2 separate regions of the Homo sapiens genome follow, and region 1 is linked to region 2. Evidence: chromatin contacts called from ENCODE Hi-C data. All regions are on one chromosome and are shown on one strand. The core of a region is the stretch at or near the end of the contact, and the rest is flanking DNA. Distances in the headings are between cores, read along the strand shown. Region 1 overlaps HAO1 (hydroxyacid oxidase 1). Region 2 has its middle 140 kb from the start of FERMT1.

What was found. Hi-C counts contacts between places; a loop is a spot of excess contacts on that map. Pooled maps may share reads with other maps.
Region 1: a map of MCF 10A shows a loop between it and region 2 (8-fold over the local background). The contact joins two enhancer-like sites. A Hi-C loop is called at or near these places in 2 of 168 maps with a recorded cell type or tissue (HCT116 and MCF 10A) and 2 of 50 pooled maps.

Annotation. Positions count from the first base shown.
Region 1 is chr20:7,922,782-7,927,280 of GRCh38, forward strand. The region is part of intron 2 of HAO1 (hydroxyacid oxidase 1); the gene reads right to left. Among named protein-coding and RNA genes, the nearest start is that of HAO1, 15 kb to the right of the region's middle. Within about 2 kb of position 2,135, at least 2 of the 41 ENCODE cell types and tissues checked have a DNase peak (open chromatin) inside an H3K27ac peak, as active enhancers do.
Region 2 is chr20:6,263,172-6,267,470 of GRCh38, forward strand. No RefSeq gene overlaps it. Among named protein-coding and RNA genes, the nearest start is that of FERMT1, 140 kb to the left of the region's middle. Within about 2 kb of position 2,525, at least 2 of the 41 ENCODE cell types and tissues checked have a DNase peak (open chromatin) inside an H3K27ac peak, as active enhancers do.

The DNA of each region.
Region 1 (4,499 bases), core at 885-3,384, 1.7 Mb after region 2:
AGTTCCCAGTGTAAGTTTTTGGTTTCTCTACTCTTCCATTTGCAATGTAACTATAAATATAATGATATAAAAATAAATGAGATTAATATCCTTGTTTACTATCATCCATTCCCCCCACTCCATCTCAAAAAATGGGCTACGGCCAGTGGCATGATTTCTGTTTTATAGAATAAAAGTTAATCTCAGACCCACCCATAATAAAGATTTCTATTAGAGTTAAATCACATGTCCTAGGGTGGAAAAATGCCACAAGGGTCTGCAATAACCTGACATAAGGTAAGTGTAGCTCGACCTTTCTAAACTGCCATTCAATAGAGGGTTGGCTAAATTTCCTATACTATGGAACCTACAATCAATGGCTGAGATTTAAAAGAACTCATCAAGTATGAATGCAGCTACCTCTGGGGACGCTAATCCGGAACTCCAAAGTACAGTGATTTAAATGAGCTAGGACAGGTAAACAGCTTTGGAAAACAGCAAAAACTGGCAGTGTTCTCCCTCTGGCTGGGAAATGCAATTGTTCTTCTAGAGCTTGGCAGAGTTTTGTTTTGTTTGTTTGTCACATCAAGTCTTAATGAAAACATTTATTTCTGATCCAGGTAATCTGGATGTGAAGAAGCAAAAATAGGAAATCCATTGTGTACATAAATTTTAGGGGCCTGCATACTAAGCCTGCCTGTCCCAGGTTTTTATCAAAGACTACTGTGAACACATCTCTTAATTATCTAGAGTCTCCTTGTGACTTCTCACTCATTTCAGGCAGTCATTCTGAACTTAATAGGCTCTCAGAAGACCTTGAGGGTCTTCAGAAGGGAACAATATCCATCTACATCTAATAGTGTCATGTGTGAAGACCTGAACTATGCCTTTGGCTTGGAACCAACAGGAACTTTCATCCCAGGCTCTGATCAGGGCTTCTCAATCTTTGAGGAATCACATGGGTATGTTAACAAAATTCAGATTCTGACTCAGTAGGTCTGTAGTGCGACCTAAGATCTGCATTTCTAACAAGCTCCAGAGTCCTGCTGACGCTGATGTTCCAAGGACCATACTTTGAGAACCATGAGGTAGATATTTTCTTTCAAAAGGACTCATCCAAATTAGTAGAATATGTGTGATGTCCTGAGCAAAGTTGGGGCTCATTGAAAACGGGAGGGAAATATGGAGCAATGGCAGTGAAGTTGGTAGTGGTTGTCCCATGGTTTGCCAATGGCCCGCCATGCCTTGCTGATAAATCTGCCTTTCTTCTAGCCTGGCACCCTCTGGAGAGGGTCACAGGTACATTTGCCACATTTGTTTATGTATTCTTCTCTTATTAGTTTTAAAGCCAAGGAATTAAACTGTGTTCGCATAATGGCCCCTCAGTACACTTAACCATTATCCCATGATTTTGGTTTGGTTTAGTTTGGGTTGTGTTGTTGTTGTTGTTGTTGTTGTTGTTGTTGTTTGTTTGTTTAGCTTGCTTATCTGGGATTTGTCCAGCTTCCTAGATCTCAGATCAGAAGCAGAAGTGAATAATAAATAAAAATAAAATGGTATAAGATGAAGAAGAGAGCGCTTACTCAAAGCTGAGAAAGCACAAGTTATCAATTATAAAATAGTTTCCAAATGTTTAATGTCAAATCCAACAATCTTACACACAGAAATAAGATGATGAACCATCAGGCAAAACTGAAGTTTATCATGCTGGGCTTGATGAGGAAGGGAATTATAATATATTTGAGAATGATGTTCATCCACAGCCACCACCACCACCACAAAACAATAGAGGGAAATAGAAAATATTAGTTATCAATGAGAGTAAATTATTTGGAACATCAATTCATATGGGACTAATCATATACCTAGATTCAAGCAGAACAATTAAGTAACATGTTAATTTAGACCCAAATAATTTCTTTGAAAATAATTCTCTTTTATGGGAAGGCAGAATCAAATTTCCAAATTATGGTTTTAAGGAAAAAGAGGAAAGAGGAAGCAAAAAAGTGTAATATGTTCAAAGGGCCTAAAGTGTTGGGGTTTTCTTAGGTGCATTTGATTAAAAAGCTCCTACAAAACTTAGTCATCAAAACAGCTGCACTGAAAATAATTTTGTTGAGAAAACGCATTTTGTCATCTGCACAGGAAGTCATTACGTAATGGGGAAAATATGCGATGACCAAGTACCAAGCAGTTGTGTGGTTCTAAACTCAGGGCCTGTCATAGTGAAGTGTTTGTATAACTGTGCACCATAATGTCCATTGAGTGTGTCATCCTATCTTCACAGGGGAACTACCATCATAAAGGTCTTCACAGAGGATCTACCATCACATAGACGCAGTCAACATTGTTTTATGAATGTCTAAAATTACAATTGAGATTAACCAGAAAAATAAAGTTCTGAAGTCAGTGATCTAAAAGAACAAACCTTCAACTACAATTATGCTTGAAATACTTAAAAGTTGTCAAACAGATCTTAATTTACAATTTATGGAACTGAACCAATTTAAACACTGCCAAGAAAGACCAAGAAACCAGATTTAATCGTTGCCGTGCTTTCATCATGGCCCATTGAACGAATCCGGAGCTATATAATCTTGAGTGATCACACTGCCACTACACCTCTAGACCTCTTTTTTACTTATGAAAATATTTTCAAGGAACAATTAGTCTCAGGGACATCTTAGCTCTCCCTTCCTTGTTTTCACTGTATTTCTAGGGCAGAACTCTGCAACAGACTAAAACATTAGCTCTACTGCAGTGATTCCTGTGTTATTATTCTGTCATTTTACTGAATTGTCAAGTCCTGGCATAAATGGCAGATCATATGGAGACCATAACACAGTGATAGGCCTTTAAATAATGGTTTTAAGGAGTATTGAGTTTGCACACAACAACTTCAACCAACCTCCCAGTGTTTAACAACTTCAGTGTTGGGATACACATGTGAGCCTCTGACTTTTTTCACTGTCACATTTTAATGTCATCAGGCACATTAATAATTCTGAGAAGAAGCAATCTCATGCTCTCAAGAAAGCCACCCAATAGCTTAAATTTTGGTGCAAAATCGTAGAAATCACTCCATTCGATGACTGTCTTTAATATGGCTAGATTCTAATTTTTTAATAGGTGTTTTAATCAACAATCTTGTTTCATTGCAAAGTGATTTTAACACTGAAGCCACTATTTATATGAAAATACTTTAGCAATGAATTATACATTTTAGTATATGTATATATATCAAATGTCCATAATCTTTTAATACATATATAAGCATATGTAATACGGATGTGTGTTTGTGTGTGTGTGTGTGAGTGCTTACACACAGAAAGAGCATGTCACTGACTTTTTATTGTTAGAAAAGCAAGTCTAAAACATAAAATTTGGTTACACTTTAGAGTGAAACAGACTTAGGTTCAAACCCCATCACCACCATTACTGGCACTAGACCTTGGTCAAGGGCTTCCTTCTTCTCTACTGTCAAACAGAATGAGAATTACTTCACAGGCCTATTGTAAGGATTAATCACAAGAACGTAAAGTCCAAGCATTGCACCTGATACATGACAGGCACTCCACTTCAGAAAGAGTAAAAATGTTCCTTAAAGCAAGTCCAGTGCTTTGCCTGGATTAGGTAAAATTGAGAATAATGGGGATATTTTCCTAGTAGGTATGCTGAAACATATATCTAGTCGGTCGCCTAGCACAACACATAAATATATAAATCAATAAAGCTTTCAAAAAATACATCGTTTGGGTTTAGAGCAAAGGAAATGACAATTCTTCCTGTTGAATGGTCTTTCACTCATTGTTAAGGTTGATCACTTAATCTTGGAAAATCCAGAAAATTCAACAGCTAAAACTCTCACCTACACCCTAATGCAGTCATCTGGGGTCTGTGTGGCTCTTTGTGTTACTCTGCAATCTGTTCCACCTGCATCTTAATAGGTGGTCAAGTCATAGCTGAGTCCCAAAACTTCACTTTGGAATGTTCTGGCCTTTTAGGCTCAAAAAGAAAGTGTTTAGATTTAATGGTTTTATGGCCCATCAAATCCAGTGTGGTAGCCTCTAATTGCATCCAGGGGCTGGAATTTCTTTTAAAACTTTTTTTTTTTTTGACAGTTTAATAAGAATTTGCTAATATGCTGAACATTCCTGGAACGCATTAGGTAGGTTTTAATTTTTCTTGATATGAGGTCCCAGCACTCCCTCATGTGGCACTTGCCCACATAACAAGTCAGAAGCAAAAGGATAAATGAATATTTAATCCTTCTTTTCTCTTTCTTTTTGATTTCTCATGTTTAAAGGGAGAAAAAAAATCTCAAGTAGCTCCATGAAAGATGAAGGAAAATTTTATTATAGCTACTGTGCATAAAACCTGAGAGGTTTCCATGGCAATGTTCTTAAAGCACCAAATGGTATAGTAAGCATTTTATTAATTGGATATTTGAGAAGTCAGAGATGTTCTACTTATCCTGGAAGACTAAAATTTAGCCTAATGATACCACCTATTTTATATGT
Region 2 (4,299 bases), core at 1,275-3,774:
ATCAGACCACCTCTCAGGATACTTGAGGTTTCTTTTCTTTTTTTAAAAAAAATTTTAGTTTTGATTTGATAGTTCCAAGTTTTTGGAAGAATTTGCTTAAAGGTTTGGAGGTTTTTTTTTTTTTTTGGTGGGGGGTATTTAACATTTTCCTTAGGATTTAATACTCAAAATTTTTTCAGAATCCTCTTTCAAATCAAGAAGCACCTTAGGTCTTTGTGAATATGTTCCTGATTTGCAATTACTAGCTGGAGGATGATATTAAAATAAAGAAGGCTAAAGATAGTTCGCTAACTAGTAGATGTAGAAGGGATGATAGAGTTAGAATATTACTATTTTGAAACCATCATTAGTAATTCAGAAAAAAATTGTGAATGCATGCTAAAACTAGTAGATGAAGTTGAATGAGGAACAGGATATATTCATAGCCTTAAGGTATCTTCTTACAAACTACTTACTAATTGTGGAGGAAAAAATAATAGTTTTATAATAGAAAAAGTTGACAGGCACCATCTCATACCAAGTGATCCAAGTTATCGTTGCCAGCATCTCTTATCTCTCTTGATGTGATATGCTGAGAAGAACACATCATTTCTGTGATAATTGTACCAAAGGATGCATAACCCCAAATAGGGGAGATTCTATGAAAGAATCTCTAAAAAAATGTCAAGGTCATGGAAAACAAAGGAAGGCTGAAGAACTACTCCAAAATAAAGGAGACCGAAAATGTATGATAATGAAATGGAAAGTGTGAGTCTGGATTGGATCCTGGAGTAGGATAAAAAAATATAGCTCTGAAGGACATTGTTGGGATAATAGGTAAACTTTGAATGTGGACTGTGGGTTAAAGAGTAGAATTATACCAATGTTAAATCTATATTTTAATAATTGTGCTATGGTTACGTAAGAAAACATCTTCCTCTTAAGAAATATACGCTGACATATTTAGGAGTAAAGGAGCATGATGTCTACCACTTATTCTCAAATGGGTTGCAAAAAATTCCTTTTAGAGAGAAAGGAGAAAACAAATGGGAAACAATTTCAGTTAGCCCCAATTTGGACGTGGATAAAAAGTACCTTGGAGGTGTTGGTCTGATTCTGGCAACTTCTCTGGAGGGTTAAAAATAAATCAAATTAAAAAGTTGTACAAAAGAAAAAAACCTTTCTCAATATTTAAAGGTGCAAAATATTTCGATGTGATATAATTACAATATGTTGTTGCAGTACTGTGAAACCAAAGCTTTATACTTTTAAACAGTTAAGTCTGATTAATGAAAGCAGAAAAAAAAAATCCCCTTAGACTTAGCAACAAACAGACTGTACCCCTGGACAACACTGATGTTGTAGCTCTCAGTGTTCTTCCCAGTTTTCTGTTGTAGGTCAGCTATGCCTCACAGTTTAAAATTGCGAATAGGAGAAAGGTATTGTTTTATTTTATTAGCTGTGGTAGAAAGAAACTAGATTTTATCTGAAAAGCATTTTAGACTCATAGGAAGAATAAAAGAATAGAAAAAAGTTTCTTTGTTGGCACTTCTTGATCTTACAGAATAGCATAATCTATTGTGATTGAGGTTCTAGAAATTAGAAAGGAAAGTTTGCTGTAATGGAGGGGCGTTGATTTGGAGGTTTGGTAGCAATGGAAATAGTCAAAACAAAAGAATTAATTTCAGTAAAAATTGTTTGTTGGACCAGATCCTCTGTGAGTGAGCCATGAGAAAAGACAAGGAAGTTGAGAATTGGACCATTTTAAAAAGAACATTTAAAGACTTGGATTCGTTTGCTTCTTTCTTGCCTACAGCTCCCATTTCACCATTTTCTTCAAATCCAGGCAAAATAAGATTCACTGATACCATCAGGCCTCATGTTTGTGATTATTTTGCTTATGTTTTAAAGTCAATTCTTTCCACAAAGTTGTGTATTCTCCAAAGATTTCTCTGATCTCGCTTGCTTTTCAGCAGATATTGGCAAAGACATTGATAGATGTTTCAAAATACTCAATTCATTCCTTGACTGCTTTTATTTCCCCCTTTTTGCTAGTGATGCCTAATGTATGGGCTATATATCTTTTGCCAGTGGTAGAGACATATTATTTTTACTGAAAGCAACTAAATATATAAGCTTTAATTTGAAAATGAAACTGTTTAAGAGGATCTTAGTTTTCATTTTTTAGCACTGAAATCCCTGTTGTCATCTTTGAGGAAGCAGTAGGTGGAGCTACAGGCTTTTTATCACGAAAGAATGTTTGCAGTAGCTGCCCATTGCCGGAATAACCTGAACAAGCACACATTTCCAAAAATAACAGAGGCATTTCCAAGTATTCCAGAAATATATGCAAGACTGTTTAGTCATTCATAATCACCGCTTTGCAAGTACTAGATTCTGTAGAAAATATTTCAGAAGCAGAAAAAAGATTCATAGAATTCCCTGTATTTTTAGAAAAGAGATTTTTAAAAAATGGAATTCAAGAGGGAGGGAGAGACACTTACGCTGTTCAATCATGTGCCACTTTTTTTCCCAGGTGGTGAAAGGGCCCAGAGGGGTAGCCGGGGGTGGAAAAAAATCTTTTCCATTTGCGTCAGAACTCTGAGGAGCTCTTCATTTCCCCACTCGATGAACTTTTTTGAGGCTCTAAACTGTGGTTTCAATTTTCTCTGAATCACAGAGGGGTAGCCTAGGTTAAGTGATTCTGAGGAGGCCAGAAGGCGCTTACAACAGATCGCTCCTGAGGACCGTTCCTCTCATATAGCCTGGTGTTTTTGACCATTTTCCTAAGAAAGAATTATGAAATGGCTTTTAATCTCTGTGAAAAATGTAGATTCTCTCCATGTAAAAATCACAAATTTTGAGAAATGCTTCAATGATCTTGTTTCAGGGTTCTCCAGAAAAGCAGAACCATTTAAAAAATAGAACATCTAGACTATTTTTTGACTAAACAATGGGGTACCATAGCCAAGCCAAGCTGACATCTAAAATTAACTATCATGGATCTCGTTGCTATAATCTGGTCTCAAGCCCCACAAAGAAATAATATATGTGTGTGTGTATATATATATATATATATATATATGTATATATATATATATATATATATATACATACTAGCCCATATATATGGAGAGAGAGGGAAAGAGAGATACCTTCACAGTGATATCTAGACTTGTGTTTGACCAAACAACTGGGTACCATAGCCTAGTCAAGTTGACATCTAAAATTAACTACCACAGGTCTCATTGTTATGATCTGATCTCAGAGAAGCCCCTCAGAGAAATGCTGAAGAATATCTTAAGGCACACCATTGCCCTGGATGTTAAGTGTTAAGGGAGGGCCACACGTGGCTGCAGTAGAAGAGGTTTACCACCCCTGACCCTGTTACTAAGCCTCTCCCTCCTACTTGTTTGTCCCATCCTCTCCTGGGGACAGCAAATTATGACATAAAGCTAGAAAAAAGACAAAAAGGGAGCCATTGCTAGGACTTGATGGATGAAGGCTGCAGACATCGATTTCTCTGCCTTTGGCTCTTCTAGACACTCCTGTTGATGATGACTTCCAGTTAGAAGAACAGCAGCCAAGATGCCTCCTGACTGCAGAGCTGGCTGGAATAGATCTGGCTGCTATAGAAGCCCTTCCTTTTTCATTCAGTCCTCACAGCAAACCTCTGATTTACAGGCAAAAAAAAAGGCTGAGAAAGGTTCATGGATTCTTCAACTGCTGAGCAGCTGCCATACCCTGGACACGACTCTGGGTGCTGGGAATACACACAAGTATGATAAGAACACACATATTTCTTTCTCTTACGGTTCTAACATTCTAATTCAGACAACAGCAAACAAAATAAGTAAATAAACAAGTGAAAAAGTGCAAATTCTGGCAAGTGATAGGAAGGAAATCAGTAAGTGGGCTGAGATAGAGTTTACTTGGGGTGTGGTGGGAAACCCACTTTTGGTGTGCCACAAGGAAGGCTGCTGTGGGGTGGTAACATCTAATTTGAGATGTAAATGGACTTAATAGACTTGGCTAAACCTTCCACTCATAAGTAAGAATTGGAGCTGGGAGGACATTTTGCTGTTGTTTTAACTCATCTATAATCTTTATCCATCACAACTGTCTACTAGCTTAGAAGTAGTATGAGATAAAAAGATCTGGTATTCCATTTCAAATCTAAGAGGGAATTGTGAATGCCTAAGCAAAGGCTGGTAGGTACTTTGTGAATGAACAAATGTGCCTGAATCTCAAGAAAGGAAATGCTAGACAATCTTAAGCAACCCCAGCTAGAGTCTTTCAACCACTCCTGTTACTCAGTTC